Linked DNA regions of Homo sapiens: region 1 is linked to region 2. The links are chromatin loops, found by intact Hi-C in ENCODE. Cell type or tissue: dorsolateral prefrontal cortex. All regions are shown on one strand. Links, peaks and the distances in the headings refer to the core of each region. The heading gives the core; the rest is flanking DNA.

Region 1 (8,720 bases), core at 412-8,411, 76 kb after region 2:
AGGCCACATTGTCATCCTCATTTTTTTAAGATGAGGACATGAAGGCCTTGGGGTATTAAGTCAGTGGCTCTCAAGTTTTCTATACATTAGAATCACATGATACCTCAAAAAATACCCAATATTTACAGGATAAGCTCAATAATAGTGTAGAGATGACAGAGAAAACAGCTATTGAATTTGAAGAGAGATCAATAGAAATGATCCAATCTAAAGAAGGGAAGAACAATAAACAAAGACTCAAGGACCTGTGGGCTAATATCAAAATACAATATCAAATTGTGTTCTCTTAGTTCCTAGAGAAAAGAAAGAGAATTGTGCAGAAAAAAGTTTTCTTAAAGAAATAATGGCTTCAAATTCTGAAATTTAGTGAAAGACATACTTTTTCCAATTTGAGAAGCTGAACAACCCTAAATATGGTAAATTAAAAGATAACCAGGCCCAGAAACATCATAATCAAACTGCTGAAAAAACTGTGATTTAAAAACAATCATCTTGAAACTAGCCAGGGTAAAATGACACTTTTCATGCTGAGGAACAGCAATGTGAGTGACTGCAGATTTCCTGTCAGGGACCATGCAGACCAGAAGACAATGGAGCCACAACTTCCACAGACTGAAAGAACTGCCAGCTCAGAGCTCTTTATTCTATCCTCCAGGAATGAAGGTGAGTGAAAGACATTCTCAGATGAATAAAAATTAAAGTACTCTGTCATCTGCAGACCTGCTCTAAAAGAAATGCTACAGGAAATTCTTCAGGCTGAAGGGAAATGCTTCCAAAGGGAAACCTGGAACTTCAGGAATGAAAGATGAGCAACAGAAATGGTCAGTATCTGGGTAAATATAATAAATCAGCTTTTTTGAGTTCAATGGCTTTTGTAAGCCTTTTGCATCTTATTTGAAGTGGTAGAATATGAAATATAAAAATAGCTTGTGGCTGGGCACAGTGGATCCCACCTGTAATCCCAGCACTTTGGGAACCCAAGGCAGGAGGATCACTTGTGCCTAGGAGTTTGAGGCCAGCCTGATGTAAATTTACATGGCTATTATAAAAAATGGCAAAAAAAAAAAAAAATAACATGCTGTCAATAATGCAAAGAAAGGGGGAACTCTGATATACTGTTGGTGGGAAAGTAAATTAGTGCAGCCACTATGGAAAACAATATGGAGGTTCCTCAAAAAAAGAAAAATTAAAATGCCATATGATCCAGCAATTCCACTGCAGGGGATGTATGGAAAAGAAAGGAAATCAGTATGACAAATAAGTATCTGCACTCCCATGTTTACTGCAGCCCCGTTCACAACAGTCGAGATATGGAATCAGCCTAAGTGCCCATCAATGGGTGAATGGATAAAGAAAATGTGGTAAATATACACAATGAAATACCATTCTGCTATAAAAAGAATGACATCCTGTCATTCGCAGCAACATGGATAAGCCTGGAGGCCATTATGCTAAGTGAAGTAAACCAGGTATAGACAGACAAATACTGCATGTTTAATTCCAGTATATGTACATAGTGGTAGCAGAATTGTTCACCTGTACCCCTGTGGAAAACAACTTTATTAACTAGAGTGCAATAATTGTGTTCAGTTGCTTCTGTCTTTTGTCTTTAAGACTCCATTTGTTTCAGGTCAGCATCTCTTTTCTCCCCCTGCCCCCCAACAACTTTCCCCAGTGAGGTTGTTTCACACAAATTTAATATAATTAGATGGACATGTCACATTCTGTCTCCCATCCTGAGATCCCCCGACTTCATAAATGACTTTTAAAAATTTACATACATTATAGTTCACTCTTGCTGTTGTACATTCTATTGGTTTTGACAAATGCATACTGTCAGCTATCCACCATCATAGTATCATACAAAATAGTTTTACCGCCCTAAACGATCCCCGGAGCTTTACTTATCCAACCTCATCCCCAAGTGCCAGCTCTGAACTTTTGGAAACCACTCATCTGTTTACTGTGTCTACAGTTTTACCTTTTCCAAAATGTCACATAATTTGGAATCGTGTGGTATGTAGCCTTTCCAGATTGATTTATTTCATTTGGCAATATGAATTTAAGATTCATCCATGCCTTTTTATGGCTTTGTAGCTTATTCCTTTTTATCACTGAATAATATTTCTCAGTATGAATGTGTCACAGTTTATTTATCTATTCACTTCTAAAAAGACATCTTGGTTGTTTCCAGTTTTTGGTGATTATGAATAAAGATGCCATAAGCATTTGTGTGCAGGTTCTTGTGTGGACATAAGTTTTCAAATTAATTTGGTGGATGCCTAGGTGTGTAATGGCTGGATCATATGGTATTTAGTTTTGAAAGAAACTGCCAAACTCGAAAAGTGGCTGTACCATTTTTCATTCCCACCAGCAATGAATGAGTGCCTGTTGCTCCACACCCTCACCAATTAATAATGTAAGGTTTTTGTTTGTTTGTTTGTTTTGCTTTTTGATCTTAGTCGTTCTAATAGGTATGTAGTGGGATCTCATTATTGTTTTAACCTCCCCACCTTTTTGATACCACGACTTCTCCTCATCCTTCAAATCTGCACACAAGCAGACTTCCTCCTTTCCTTAAGGAGGAAACCTCCTCTAGCTCCCTAATTAAGCAGGCTGGGGGTCTGTCACAATGCTCTGAAGAGCATCCTTGACATCTCTCAGTTCAGACCAAGTACTGATCACAACGTTGAACAGCTGGAGACCTGGATCCCCCTTTCCAGGAGCACCTCACACATAGAAAGTATGTAATACGTGCGTGTTTACTGAATGAGTGAGACAGAGAGGCATTGAAAGCATGTCAGTAATAAAAATTGAATACACATAACGTACAAATTGCCACCTTCGACTAAACTCCTTCCTTCTGCTTGTGCCTTGTGCACGCATCCCCCCAATACTGATGATGTTCCGCTACAGAGAAAGCACCACGATATGCAGCCCAGGGCAGCAATGCAAAATGAACTCGCACACAAATCTGGCCTTCTGGGAGTTATTGTCTGTCATGACGTGTGTATCACACATACAAGTCACATAACGCAGGGTTCAAATGAACAAAATGAAAGGGTGTCACAGGAGACTCTCCATGGTGCTCTGAGGGAAGAAGAGAGTACTTCAGGCCCCTGAGGAGTGAGGCTGGGGAAATCAGCCTCACTCATGGCAGAGTTCCAAGAAATCAGGAGACAGGAAGCGGCCACAGAACCACATGTGTTTCTTCTGTAACCAACCTTCATGGGCCTTCAGCAAGGCCTCTCTGGAGGAGATATCAGCCCGTGCCAAGCTTTTCATGGCCAATGCTCCCCGTTGGTTGTGGCACTGTGCGCCAACCAGATCTGTGAATGTCTGTTCATGTGCACGGGTTCACATTTCCAAACACATGAAACACTGCTGCGCTTCTCTATGGGCCTCTGTGATGCAAGCAGCCATCAGACAGAGTGCCGTCCCTAACGCCTCATGAGCAAACGCATGTTCACAGGTGTCTACGTGAGCAATTAGCACATACAGCACGTGAACTACCAAAGACCGAGGGTGACCAAAGTGACTGTGGTGGGAAGCGACAACTAACAAGAGTCCGAACATCTGGGAGGAAGCTGGGTCCCACCAGGTGAGAGTCCAAATGTGGGAGAAGCCTGTGGGGGTCACCCAGCACACTGGGGGTGTGGATGAAAGCGTGGCTATCACACGCCCATGAGAGCATCGAAGTCAGACATCACTCTAGCAAGCGGCTGCCGTCACAGACCAACACCACGTGCTAGCACGCAGGGGAACCGTTCGTGGAAGAAGAATAGAGAAGCGATCACTACCTGCAGGCATCCTCTACTGGGAGGGGCTAGACTCCCCATTACTCTCCTCGGGCGAGGAGCTGGCCACCCAGGCCGAGAGCAAATGGTGATATCTGAATGTTTCTGCAGGTGAAAGCCTCAGAACCAGCATACTCCTAATTTGTTGGAGTCAATCATGTTATTTACATTACATAAGCTGGTCCCCTCGTGTTGACCACCCATGAACATTTCATCTCCCAGGTCCAACGAATGTCCAGGGGGCGGAGACCATGCCCATGTGTCTCCTAAGCTGAGCAGAGAGAGCACACAGTAACGCAATCATACAGCAGAATGACTAGTTTAAGTTCCCCAAACTACGGAGATGGAAGCAAACTGGAATAATTTTCTTACAATTTTAATCTCCTCTAGGGTATACAGTTTTCTGCTATTACTGTGGACATCAAAATGTGTGGAGATCACTTCTCAGCTGCCTGTTAAATAAGCCCAGCTGAACCCCGCAGAGGAAGGCACCTGTGCTCAGCCCTCATGGGTTGCTCTGGGCAGCCCAAGTCTCCCATGAGTGGTTGCAGGGGAAAGTGCCAGCCATGTGGATGGGGCACATCCCAGCATCTGTTTTCATGGTGAACTTGGTATGTTTTTGCAAATAAGAGAACTGATCTAAAAAAATTGAATGTTAACAGCCTTTATTTAACATTCAGTGAAAGGCAAGGTGCTGAGATGACGTTTTAATTCTACAATGTGGCATTTGTTAAAATCTCAGTAGCTGTTAGTGGAATGCTATGCAGGGAATAGTCTCAGCTGTGGGTGAAGGGGTTGCGCCCAGGAGGTACATGAGCCCGTTGCTTTTCTCCCTAGGTATTGTGTGGGCCTGGGTATCTTCATCTGTCTACCTGACTGAAGCTCCAGATGGAAGGTGCCAAACTGGGGAGGTGGTGGAAATAAGGAAAAGGTGATGGCAGCCCTGCTTTTAATGTGTTGACTATGTCCTTGCAGCCTCTGGAATGAAGCCAAAGGAAAGTGATAGTCACAGGGTCTTGGCCAGCCTGAGGGCATGCTGGCTCTCCTTGTCTTGAGAAAGCTGTGGCAGTCGCCCCACACGTGCCAGGCTGTGTGAGGCACCTGAGAGGTGCTGTGCAGAACAGCCACACGGCACTCTGCCCTCTGGACACAGCCTCCCGGGGCAGGGCCCACGGCGTTTTCACCGTGTCCCCAGCACCTACTACACAGCCCAGCACACAGGAGCAATTCACAAATAGTGGCTGAATGAGTAAGACGAAAAATAAATAATTTTCACAATAACCTAGCAAAGAAGGTGCTGCTTTTATCATTTCATGGATGAGAAAAGTGAGGTTTCCATAAGTTAAGTAACTTGCTAGAGTAACACATCTATTGACTGAGCTGAGATTTGAACTCAGTTCTGCCCTAAGCCAAGGTTCTGTTGCCTCCAGGGTCCGCCAGACAATGCCAGCGGTCTCTTGAAATAATTTTTCTTGATTAAAAGAAAATCCAAGTGAAAACCACAACAAAAACACAGAAAAGGGCAGCTGGCACAGAGCTCAGAGTGAGGGCCACAGCAGCACACCTGCTATGGCACCTGAGCCAGGCTGATGCCACTGCACTTGACCTAAGCAGCTCGTGGAGCCTGACCTGCAGCCTGAAGGGCAGTGTGGCCCTGACACCATGTGGGGTCTGGAACCCTGTGAGTGGCTTGGATGGGCAGCCCCCTCTGCCTGCTCCTCCTGATACACTCCCGTGGCCCCCCTCACCCACTAAAGCTTCTGCTCAGCTGCCCCCTCCCCAACCTCTTGAACACTGCTTTCCCGAGGCTGGCAATCGTCCCCCCACTACATACGTTCCATACATTCACATTTCACTCTCCTCTGTATCGTTTCTCATTCCACATGCGTATTGGCTGTCTCATGCCCTCTATCTCCAAGACTCCATAGAGCAGAGGTGTTTCTTCGGTCGGGGGGCGGGTCGGTGGGGGAACAGAGTCTTACTCTGTAACCCAGGCTGGAGTGCAGTGGTGTGATCTTGGCTCACTGCAACCTCCTCCTCCTGGGTTCAAATGATTCTCCTGCCTCAGCCTCCCGAGTAGCTGGGATTATAGGTGTACGCCACCACGCCCAGCTAATTCTTGTATTTTTGGTACAGACAAGGTTTCATCATGTTGGCCAGGTTGGTCTCCAACTCCTGACCTTGTGATCCGCCCACCTCAGCCTCCCAAAGTGCTGGGATTATAGGCATGAGCCACTGTGCCCAGCCAGGATAGAGTTTTGACCCATACAGTGCAAGCACCCTGAACATCCTGGCACACAGGTGTTCAGAAAACATCTGTTGAATGAATGATGATGAATGGAGAGTGACAGGAAATGGGGTTGGAGAAGCAGGTGGGGTCAGACCACCCAAAGCCCTAAGAGCTAGGTGAGGAGACCAGACATTAGTTACCCCAAGAGCTCTGGGAGCCACTGGAGACTTTAGGGATTGGAGCTGTGGAGCTGGGCTTGCATTTCTGACTCTCCCGGCTGGAGGGATGAGAGCAGGAAGGTGGGTGGGGAGCTGGAAGGCTGGCACCAAGATGTGCAGGCAACAAGGGTGGGGACAGCTATACCAGGAGGCCCAAAGGCTTTGGTGCCCAGCCCGGACCCCTGGGCTCCAGCCTGTGTGACCAGTTGAGCTGAGGAATCGCCACCCCCACAGGGTAGCTCAGAGGAGAAGCCAAAGATCTGGCTTAAAAATGGTGAAATCAGCCAGGCACGGTGGCTCATACCTGTAATCCCAGCACTTTGAGAGGTTGAGGTGGGCGGATCATTTGAGGTCAGCAGTTCGAGACCAGCCTGGCCAATAAGATGAAAGCTGGTCTCTAGTAAAAATACAAAAATTAGCCAGGTGTGGTGGTGCATGTCTGTAATCCCAGCTACTCGGGAGGCTGAGCTACTCTGAACCCGGGAGGCAGAGGTTACAGTGAGCCAAGAATGTGCCACTGCACTCCAGCCTGGGCAACAGAGTGAGACTCTGTCTCAAAAAAAAAGAAAAGAAAAGAAAAGAAAAAGGTGAAATCACTGTGCCTTTTTTTTTTTTCCTGATATTCCTGAAGGAAAGCTGAATGAAGAGGGTTGAGACTGGTGAGCATGTGCGCAGGCATGGAAGCTGCCGGGAAAGGAGATGCTCATGCAGTGGACTCCGAGGAGCAAGGATGAGCACCCTTGACCACAACAAATGGGCAGAGGGAGAGGAGCCCCTCCTCTGGGAAGGGGACAAGCCGCAGGGTCAGAGGGGAAGGGCAGAGCCACACTGGGTCACCAGCAGGGCAGAGTGGGGAGAGGGAGGAGCCACGGAAACGGGCCAGGCCCCCAGGGGGAAGCGTGAGCCTCTGCCAAGCAGGGCTGGCCGGAGCTTGGGGCCCGCAGCTCCCCTGGGGTCAGCAAGGCTGTGGTCACTGTGCTGGGCAGCGTGACTCAAAGGGAGGCCAGGCTCCTCCACCTGCCAGCCTTTGGCCCTGATAATCCATTTTAAACTGCAGGTCCCAGTTCCTTAGTGGGTCACAAACAGCACTTTCAAAGGTGAACTGAATAGAAGAGAAAATAGCAATGTGCGCTGCACACAGTGGAACCTGCTCTGCATATGTCCCTGTCAAGAGGCAATGCACAGAAAGTACCAGAACGCTCCTCTTCCCACTGTGAGGTGATGCATGGAATGAGGGGATGGCTCAGTTTACTCTAGATAGAAATAGGAAAATATTAAATCACTCAAAATAATAAAGTATAAAGATTTTAAAAGTTCATTTGGGTTTCAAATAGTGCAGATTTAGCAGTAATTATGTGGTATATGAACACCTTGCTAATAAATCTTTTGATAGATATTTAAATTATATGGGAGGAATATTCATCAGGAAAGCAGAAAAATAACATGGCAACAACGTAAAGGCCTTGATTAGAATTACTTCAGAATAGCACTTATATCATTTATGTGGGTCCTAATGAAAACAGAGCCTAAAGACTACATCAGGAAAGAAAGGCAGAGCTCTCCATCTGGGGGTGCAAGTCAGTGCCCTGAAGAAAATTTTATAAGACTCTCCAGGAAATAACAACTTACGAGTGGCTGGGGTTCTGGAAAACAGAATAGAACACTTCCTATTAGAACTCAAAAGGTAAGTAATAAATAGCTCTTTCACCTTTTGTTGGGTACATTCAAAGGGATTATTTATTTATTTATTTATTTTTTTGAGACAGAGTCTCACTCTGTCGCCCAGACTACAGTGCAGTGGCACAATCTTGGCTCACTACAACCTCTGCCTGCCAGTTCAAGTGATTGTCCTGCCTCGGTCTCCTGAGTAGCTGGGATTACAGGCGTGCGCCACCACACCTGGCTAATTTTTCTCTTTTTAGTAGAGACGGGGGTTTCACCTTGTTGGTCAGGCTGGTCTCGAACTCCTGAACTTATGATCCACCCGCCTCAGCCTCCCAAAGTGCTGGGATTACAGGTGTGAGCCACCGTGCCTGGCCAGGATTTGTTAAATTGATGCATGGAATAGGTTTAAAATTTGTAACTCTTATTTCTGCTGACTGTAGGAATAAAATAATTTGCCACTTGGGCTGGACGCAGTGGCTCATGCCTGTAATTCCAGCACTTTGGGAGACCAAGGTGAATGGATCACTTGAGGCCAGGAGTTCAAGACCAGCCTGGCCACCATGGCAGAGCCCCATCTCTACTAAAAATACAAAAATTAGCCAGGTATGGTGGTTGTACATCTGTAATCCCAGCTACTCAGGAGGCTGAGGCATGAGCATTGCTTGAATCAGGGAGGTGGAGGTTGCAGTGGGCCAAGATGACGCCACTGCACTCCAGCCTGGATGACAGAGTGAGATTCTGTCTCGGGGAAAAAAAAAAATTGCCACTTGTGGAGGACACAGCTATTTGGGGCCACACAATACTTTCTTT
Region 2 (8,720 bases), core at 332-8,331:
GAAAGCTGTGGAAAGAAAGAGAATGGGGTAAACTGTGAGACGTTATAAAAGATTTATTGGGCTGGGCGCGGTGGCTCATGCCTATAATCCCAGCACTTTGGGAGGCTGAGGCGGGCGGATCGCCTGAGGTTGGGAGTTTGAGATCAGCCTGACCAACATGGAGAAACCCTGTCTCTACTAAAAATACAAAATTAGCCGGGCATGGTGGCACATGCCTGTAATCCCAGCTACTCGGGAGGCTGAGGCAGAAGAACTGCTTGAACCCAGGAGGTGGAGGTTGTGGTGAGCAGAGGTGGTGCCATTGCACTCCAGCCTGGGCAACAAGAGCGAAAATCCATCTCAAAAAAAAAAAAAAAAAAGGATTTATTGGCCAGGCATGGTGCCTCATGCCTGTAATCCCAGCACTTTTGGAGGCTGAGGTGGGAGGGTCGCTTGAGCCCAGGAGTTCCAGACCAGCCTGGACAACATGGAGAAACCTTGTCTCTCTCTGAAAAAAAGAAAAAAGAAAAAAGAAAAAAGATTGATTGACATCTTACCTTGCATAGTGAAAGCTGGTTGGGATTGGAGGGATTGGCATTCCCATTGTGCTTGCAGCCCTCCTCCATCTTCCAGACTGTGGAACGCACAGGTGGGATAATAGAAAACCCATCTGCAATGCTGAAACCAGCTTCTAACACTCCCTGGCCTAAGGTGTTTCCACTGTGGTGCTGAACTGGGGTTCTGCCCTGTTTGGAAAACATCAGCTTTCTCTCTTTGAAATAATACCAGGAAGGCCCTGTGCCTGGATGAAGGAGCCTCCAAACCAGCTCCCCTTAAAGGCGATATTCTTCATTATTGCCGAGACCCTATAGAGCTTCTCACTGCACATTCTAAATTAATTAAGGATTCTGTTAACGGCGAGTTCTCAGGAGATGAAGACATGAAAGTTCAAGGTCTCCAACCTGGAGATTTCATGAGAAAAGCATCAAATATAGGACTTCCTCCAACCACAATAGATGGGACCACACCAGGCAGCCTCGCCAGAGAGGTCGTTTCCATCACTGGAGAACTTCAACATCTTGTTCTTCAGGCCAGGACCAGAAGGAGACAAAATAGGTATCTGGTTACCTTCAAAAATAGAAGCACTCTTCAGTTCTAGATTTCAAATTGTTAATAGTTGCCCTTATTTGTGTCATTTTTTCTTTTTCTTTTCTTGTTTTTGAGGCAGAATCTCAGTCTGTTGCCAGGCTGGAGTACAGTGGCACGATCTCAGCTCACTGCAACCTCCGCCTCCCGAGTTCAAGTGATTCTCCTGCTTCAGCCTCCCAAGTAGCTGGGATTACAGGCGCCTGCCACCACACCCGGCTAATTTTTGTATTTTTAGTAGAGGCGCAGTTTCACCATGTTGCCCAGACTGGTCTCAAACTCCTGACCTCACGTGATCCACACGCCTCGGCCTCCCAAAGTGCTGGGATTACAGGCATGAGCCACCACGCCCGGCCCATATTTTTCATTCTTAAATTGATTAGGCTTTGTGTTTCTAGATGTCCAAAGTCAACCAAAAAACCCCGAGGATGCTAGCTAGATGCTCAGAAGCCATCCGGTATGCGTGGCTCCTTCATAGCAGACGGCCTGACAGACCCCGTGCCAATCAACCTTGGCCTTGAGGCCTCACGAAGTTCTTAAGCGCCCACCGCACCTGTCCTCTTTCCCCCCATGCGGGGTGAGATGGCCCGGGAATGAGCCTTCCCAGCAGAAAAACTTACATCTAGAATGTCGATCATCACTGCTTTGAGAAGAGAAAATTTTTGATCAAACACGAGAAATGAGAAAAGAAAAATAGCCGGAGCTATGTGGGATTCTCAAAGATTATCTGGCCCAGAGACACCTGAGTACAGGGCCTCAGTCCCGCCTCCCCACTCACGCCCGGGGCAACTGCTGGAAGGCATTTTGTTCTTTCTTTTCTTTCCTATAGTGTCCGCCTGGCCGCCTCAGCGTCATCTTCATGTTCCTGGAATTTGTGACAAATAATGTACACCAATCAATAGCTTATGCCATTTTAATGCAAATTCTTGGTGAATTTAGGAGCTGCGTCTTCATTTTTCCTTTAAAAACGCACTTGCAACTGCTGCGAATGAGAGCGCGTGCATTCAGACCAACCTGAGTCTGTCCTTCCACGCTGCAGTCCTCAAACTTGGCCCCAACAAACTATTTCTATTCGTTTTGCCTGTTTTCTCCTTTAGGTTGAAAAGCTGACAGCGGGCCCCAGACACTGAGGGGGCGCCTTCCCAGCTTGGCTTCCCCTCCCCCCCACGCCCCCACCCCGTCCCCTGCCCCTCTCCAGGGCCCGTTCTCTGGCGGACGGGGCTGTGGACCAGTTCAGCCGCCCCTCCCCACCCCACCAGGGCGCTGCGGCCTCACTCCCACGTCCACGGGCAGGCCCAGCCCCTCCTGGCCTTCAGGTGACCTCAGCTGCCCGGCTGGCCCCAACTCCACCGCACAACGCAGACTGCGGGTCCCCAGGCCTGGACCCCTGGCCCCGTCCCGCCCGCGCATGTCGGGGAAGCTCTGCTCCGGCAGCCCTCGGGGTGGTGCTGGGAGGTCGCGCAGAACTGAAGGGGGCTAGGTTCGAGAAGCGCCGAGGATGGGGTCTGCGACCGCCTCCCCGCACCTGAGCTTCTCCGCCCCAGCCTGCGGCGTCTGCAGGTCCTACAAGGCGCAGAGCCCCCGCTGCACCTGCACCGAGGCCACGGGGCGCATGCGCGGCCGCGGGGGGCGGGGGCCGGGCCGGGAGGGGTCCTGCGGGCCCCGCATCCCCGTGCCCACTGCGGGGCTCGGACAGGGGGGCGCCGCGCCAGGCCGCAGACCCCGCCCTTCCGCGTCCCCACTCCGGCTGCCCGTGCGGCTCCGGACGAGGCTTCCCGGGGGCTCCGGGCCGGGGCAGCCGCGGCGCCCTCTCCCCAGGTCCACCGCGGGCGCTGCTTTCAAACAAAGGCAGGAGACGGAGCGGGAGACGCTGCCGTGACTGCTCCGGGCGGCCGCGGAGGAGGAGGAGGAGGACGTGGCGCCGCGATCGCCAGCGGTCGGGCCCGGGGTCGGGGCGCTCCCAGGCGCGCGGCGTGGGAGCGGGGGGCGGGGCGGGCGGCGCCCATCACGCGCTCCGCGGCCGGGTCCCGAGCCCCGCCGGACGCCCCCGGGCCAGGAGCCCCCGCCCGCGCCGCCGCCCCCGCCCGTGCCGGGCCCCTCGCGCTGCCCGGCCGCCCCGTCGCGCCCAGCGAGCCACCCGGCGAGGCGGGGGCGGCGTCTCCCCCACCCCCGCGATCACATGGTGACCCCCGGCAGCCAATGCAGTGGACGCTAGGACCCTGCGGGCCGCGGGCGCCGCGACTGCACCGGCGCCGCCGCATTATAAATACTTCTCCAAAATGCGGCGCAGCTCCCTGCGCGCGCCCCGGCCGCCCGCCGCCTCCGCCCCGCGCCCCTGAGCTGCCGCCGCCGCCGCCGCCGCTGCCGCCGCCGCCGCCGCCGCCGCGGGTCCGAGGGCGCCGCGCCCTTGCCCTGGGCCCGGCCGTGCCCGCCGCCGCCCGGCCGCGTCCCCGCTGCCGCGCCGCCCGGCCGGGTGCATGCATTGTGGGCCTCCCGACATGGTCTGCGAGACGAAGATCGTGGCCGCCGAGGACCATGAGGCGCTGCCGGGGGCCAAGAAGGACGCGCTGCTCGCCGCCGCCGGCGCCATGTGGCCCCCGCTGCCCGCCGCGCCCGGGCCGGCCGCCGCGCCCCCCGCGCCCCCACCTGCCCCGGTGGCTCAGCCTCACGGCGGGGCGGGGGGCGCGGGGCCGCCGGGGGGGCGCGGCGTGTGCATCCGCGAGTTCCGTGCGGCCGAGCAGGAGGCGGCGCGCCGCATCTTCTACGACGGCATCATGGAGCGCATCCCTAACACGGCCTTCCGCGGCCTGCGGCAGCACCCGCGCGCGCAGCTGCTCTACGCCCTGCTGGCGGGTCAGTGCGCCGGGCCCCCGGCTGCCGCAGTCCCTCGGGCCGGCGCGGAGCTCCCCCGCCCCGGCGTCCACGCGGACCCCGCGCCCGGCTCCCGGGGACCAGCCTGGGAAGCCCCCCGCTTTCTGCCGCGCCGGGCCCCGCGCAGGGCTGGCTATGGGCGTGGGGATGGGCGCAGGGCCCCGAGCGGGCCGGAGCCGGGGAGGGTCCGGGGTCCGCACCTGCGTCCCCGCCGCGCAGCCCCCCACCCCCACCGCCTCCCCTGTCCCCTCCCGGGCATCCTGGGTGGGGGCGGGTGCCAGGGCAGGTAGCGCCCGCCGCGGCTGGGCCCCGGCGAGTGCCTAAATATAATCTGCGGGCGGGGGAGGCCGCCTCCCGCTCGGTGCTAATTTATGAGGGGAAGACAGCCGGCGCCGCGGGGGGTGCGCGCGCCTGGCACAGCCGGGGCGGTCGCAGAGGGCGGCCCCTTCAGCGTCTTTGGGTGCCCTTCCCCTCAGAGCTTCCTGCCGGGGTGAGGGGGTTCGCTCCCATTTTACAGATGAGGCGCTTGAGGCCGCGTAGGGAGGACGCGACTCCCCCAAGGTCACGGCAGCCGAAATGCGGCTGGAAGCGGTGTGGGGCCTCCCTGCCCTGTCCCTGCCCTCAGAGCTCCCGGACGCTGGCCAGGAAGGGCTCTTGCTGGGGCCCTGGGAAGAGGGGGTCCTGGAGCCCGAGGCTGGAACGTGGGACACCCCCCTTCCTCCTCCCCCCTCCCCCCTCCCCCGCGCGGGGCCTGGTCTGCGGGGCAGCTCCCTGCCAGGATCTGCCCACCTTGGCTTCAGTAGGCCAGCGTGGGCAGAGTCCTTCCCGGCCCGGCCATCCCGAGGGTGTCCTGCCGTGTTTGGAAGCTCAGAGACCCGCCGAGGCTCATTCCAGGCGGTGGGGGTGGGTGGGGTGGCTGTCTTCACCGCAGGAAGCTTGGAAATAGGGAGAAGTAGAAAGCACCCGAGATGACCCCGGCTCCTCCACCAGGAGCGCGGCCGGGCGCGGCGTCCCTAGCGGGCTTCGCCGGGGTGGCGTCTCTGGGGCCTGGGGACCCCCGCCGCGCCGCTGACCCGCGCCCTCTGCCCCCAGCGCTGTGCTTCGCCGTGAGCCGCTCGCTGCTGCTGACGTGCCTGGTGCCGGCCGCGCTGCTGGGCCTGCGCTACTACTACAGCCGCAAGGTGATCCGCGCCTACCTGGAGTGCGCGCTGCACACGGACATGGCGGACATCGAGCAGTACTACATGAAGCCGCCCGGTGAGTCCCGCTCCCGCCGCTCCCCGACCTCCGCCCCAGACAGCCCTCGGGGGCACGCACTCCAGCGACCTCAGGGCAGGCCTGGGCGAGGGCCGGCGTGGGTGGGCCTGAGCCGGGGCCCCTGTGACCTGAGCCTTCTGGGTGACCGAGGCCTCCGGTGTCAGCGGGGCTGGGGGAGGCACGGCCGGTTCCTCCCGCTGAGTGACCTGAGCTGGCCCTGCGACGCAGTGGCTCCACCGTTCCCTGCTGTGGATGCGTCTCCCTGGCGCCTGCTGCGGTGGGGCAAGGGCCGCTGGGCTCTGTGGGTCCCATCTGGTGTGCCTTGCGGGGATGGGGTTGCCTGCAGTGCCAGGGTCCTGGGGGGAGAGGGCTTGTGTGGCAGGGGCCGGGGACCCTATTGGGGCACAGAGGATGGGGTGGGGGCAGGGGACCTGACCTTGAGCCTTGGCCTTCACTTCTGGCCTGATCGCTGGGCCGCTTAGCTGAAGGGTTTTGTCCCAGCCTCTGTGGCCTTCTATAGCTGGAGGAGCTGGGTCTGGGCTCTAGGGGGGGTGGGGGTTGTTCTCCACCCTCGGGCTGGCCCCCAGCCGCTGAGCCACACCGGTTCCCCCATGCCGGATGCCGCAGGGGTGAAGACTCTGCTCTCTGGGGTGGGAGGCTCTCTGCGATCCTGGAGCGTCTGTAGGCCAACGAGAGGGACAGAGTGTGGCCCAAAGGGTTGGGCAGGGTCTGTCAGGAGCCCGGTCAGTGTCAGGGGAGGGGCAGTGTCTGGCACCGCTGGCTGCCATGCTCCACCCCCGCGCCACGGCCTTGGTGCCTGCTGCTCTCCCTGACCCTTTCCTAAACCCAAACAGAGCATCTGAGCAGCCCCTGAGCCCTGGCCAGCCTCTGCTTGGGAGGGGAAACGGGCCATGAGGAAGCACAGGCCACAGCAACACAGGGGGCTCCGGTGGGCACACGGGGCATGGCCCTGCTCCCTCTGGGCCGTGGCCTCCCTGGTGTGAGGGAGTGGAGGGGTAGCTGGCAGGGCTGCAGGAACACCCCACGAGGGCAGAGGCTGGATAGCTGCTGATGGCCCGTGGTGGATTCTGGGAGCTGCTTGTGCACATGGGGAAACCGAGTCTTGGGAGGAGTGAGGTGTGCCCAGGGCCACATGGTGCTGGGGGTTGCTACTTCTGGGATGGCCCTGATCTCTCGTCTTGCCTGGGTAGGTAGAGGCAGAACCCCTGGGTGGTGGGCAGGCCAGCTGGTGGGAGGGATACTGGTCCAGGATCCCCTCCTTGGAGGTAGAGATGCTGTGTGGGTAGGGAGATGGGGGGTTGGGTGTGGGAGACCCCAGGGGCTCCAGGACAGGGGGCCGAGGAGGGGCAGCCCTCCTGGGAACCCTGGAGCTGCACAAAGCTTGGAGGGCCCAGCTGCTCGTGTCTGTGGCGATGGCAGCGGTGCCCAGTGGCTCCCCCCCACGCTGCTTCTCCTTGAAGGGCCTTCAGTACCCCTTTAGCTGCCTGCCAGGCCTCAGTGTCCAGCAGTGAAGGAGACAGAGGTCCCCTTCATGGAGCCAGCAGGCTGGTGGCTGTGCAGAGGGGCAATGGGGAGGGATGGGAGGGCTTCCCGGGGCTCGGGGCAGGTGCAGAGCCTCCTTGAGTAGGAGGCTGGATGGGCCACAGGCAGGCTGTGTGGCCCTCCACTGGCCAAACCCTTGGTCTTCAGAGAGGTCTCTGGGTGCCACCTCTGCCTTTGGCTGCTGGAGGTGGCTGGGCTTCCCCTGTGGCCAGTGCCTGCAGGTTCCCTCCCACAACCGCCCCAACCTGCCCCTGCACCTCTCCTCCTCCCCTGCCGGTTCCCCTCCCCCACGACCGCCACCTCCTGGCTTCGTGCCTGACTCGAGGTGAGAATTGGGCCGTGCTGTGGATGGGGTGATGGCCTGGCCACTTGGCCTACTGCCAGGAGAGGCCGGGGCCAGAGGGGCCATCCCCTGTCCCCCACTTGGATTTATAGGAAAGCTCCTCCTGGGCTGCAGGGAGCCTTCTGGACGCACTTTGCTGACCCCTGCCCTTTGCGGCCCTCTGCTGTGGGTGCTGGAGTTTGCCGTGATGGCCCGGGTGACCCTGGGTGGCCAGAAGCCACAGCAGTTTGGCTGCACCATGGCCTGTTCAGGGTGGCCCGGGCCATCAAGGCATTTGGTCTGGGAGTAGCTGGGCAGAGGGCAGCGGCCTGACTGGGCAAAGCCTGCCCCAGCTCTTGGTCTCAGAGGAGGGACTCGGGCCTTTGACCACTACTCTGAGCAGCGCAGCCTCCAGGCTTGAGTGGGTCCTGGCTGTTGGCCTGTTGGGTAACAGGTGTTGGGCTGGCTTTCTCTGCTTAAGGAGCTCTGGAGGGGGGCTCTACCTGCTTGTCCTGAATAGTGGCTGCCCCCTCCCTTGGCTCCAGCAGAGCTGGTAGCTAGGCCCCGGGGGCTGCCGGGATTGGGTGTCCCACTGCCCTGGCTTGGTGTCCAGCTGGAGGGGGCAGTGCCAAGGGCCCTGTCTCACCCCAGAGGTGGAGGGGTCTCCCCAGCCTTCCTCACCGGGTGTCCCTGACCGCCCTATCCCCTGCAGGCTCCTGCTTCTGGGTGGCCGTGCTGGATGGCAACGTGGTGGGCATTGTGGCTGCACGGGCCCACGAGGAGGACAACACGGTGGAGCTGCTGCGGATGTCTGTGGACTCACGTTTCCGAGGCAAGGGCATCGCCAAGGCGCTGGGCCGGAAGGTGCTGGAGTTCGCCGTGGTGCACAACTACTCCGCGGTGGTGCTGGGCACGACGGCCGTCAAGGTGGCCGCCCACAAGCTCTACGAGTCGCTGGGCTTCAGACACATGGGCGCCAGTGACCACTACGTGCTGCCGGGCATGACCCTCTCGCTGGCTGAGCGCCTCTTCTTCCAGGTCCGCTACCACCGCTACCGCCTGCAGCTGCGCGAGGAGTGACCGCCGCCGCTCGCCCGCCCGCCCCCCCGGCCGCCCTGTCCGCCTTTGCCCGCCTGCCCGCCGCCCGGCGCGGCCTGCTTTCAGACGCTCAATTGGCGTTTGTGTTGGGTTTCCCCTTTTCAACATCCTGCGGTTGTCTGGCTGGTTCCGGGGGGTGCGGGGCTGTTGTTCTTCGGCGACACTTTGGTGGGGGTGGGTTGTTTGTCGCCATAGCCCCTCGCCCTTCCCCACCTGCCTGGGCGGCTTGCCACCTGAAGAGTGGCATCTTGGACCACCGCGGCTGTCCATGACGCTGCCCTGCCCGCCGCCACTGGGGAAGGCCCAGCCTTGCTCACCAAGCACAGAACCTCTGCAGCAGATCCCGGGGCCAGGCTCCGGCCCCGCCTGCGGCCCCAGCGCCACTGCCTGTGGAGGCCCCAGCTGGCCACGGCGCTGCTTTGCTCCGCGCATGCCGAGGGTGTGGCCCGGCTGAGCATGCCGCATGCACACAGCCCCGCCCTGC

The links. Peaks named below come from ENCODE experiments on the same cell type or tissue, not always from the same donor. Only the 100,000 strongest peaks of a DNase experiment are listed, where the experiment ranks them.
Region 1: it touches region 2 in a loop (3-fold over the local background); 4 of 110 quality-filtered maps call a loop at or near these places.

Annotation. Positions count from the first base shown.
Region 1 is chr4:2,132,093-2,140,812 of GRCh38, forward strand. All of the region lies in intron 16 of POLN (DNA polymerase nu), which reads right to left. Among named protein-coding and RNA genes, the nearest start is that of NAT8L, 77 kb to the left of the region's middle. RefSeq lists enhancers at 3,098-3,599, 3,600-4,099. In dorsolateral prefrontal cortex, for the core only: no CTCF peak of the experiment used is centred there; no DNase peak of the experiment used is centred there; H3K27ac peaks cover 1,001 bases.
Region 2 is chr4:2,055,910-2,064,629 of GRCh38, forward strand. It overlaps NAT8L (N-acetyltransferase 8 like), which reads left to right and starts at 3,418. Exons shown (of 3, transcript NM_178557.4): 1 at 3,418-3,978; 2 at 5,089-5,253; 3 at 7,851-8,720. The coding sequence starts at 3,603. The coding sequence ends at 8,218. In dorsolateral prefrontal cortex, for the core only: no CTCF peak of the experiment used is centred there; DNase peaks (open chromatin) are centred at 2,730 and 3,342; H3K4me3 peaks cover 5,518 bases; H3K27ac peaks cover 5,872 bases.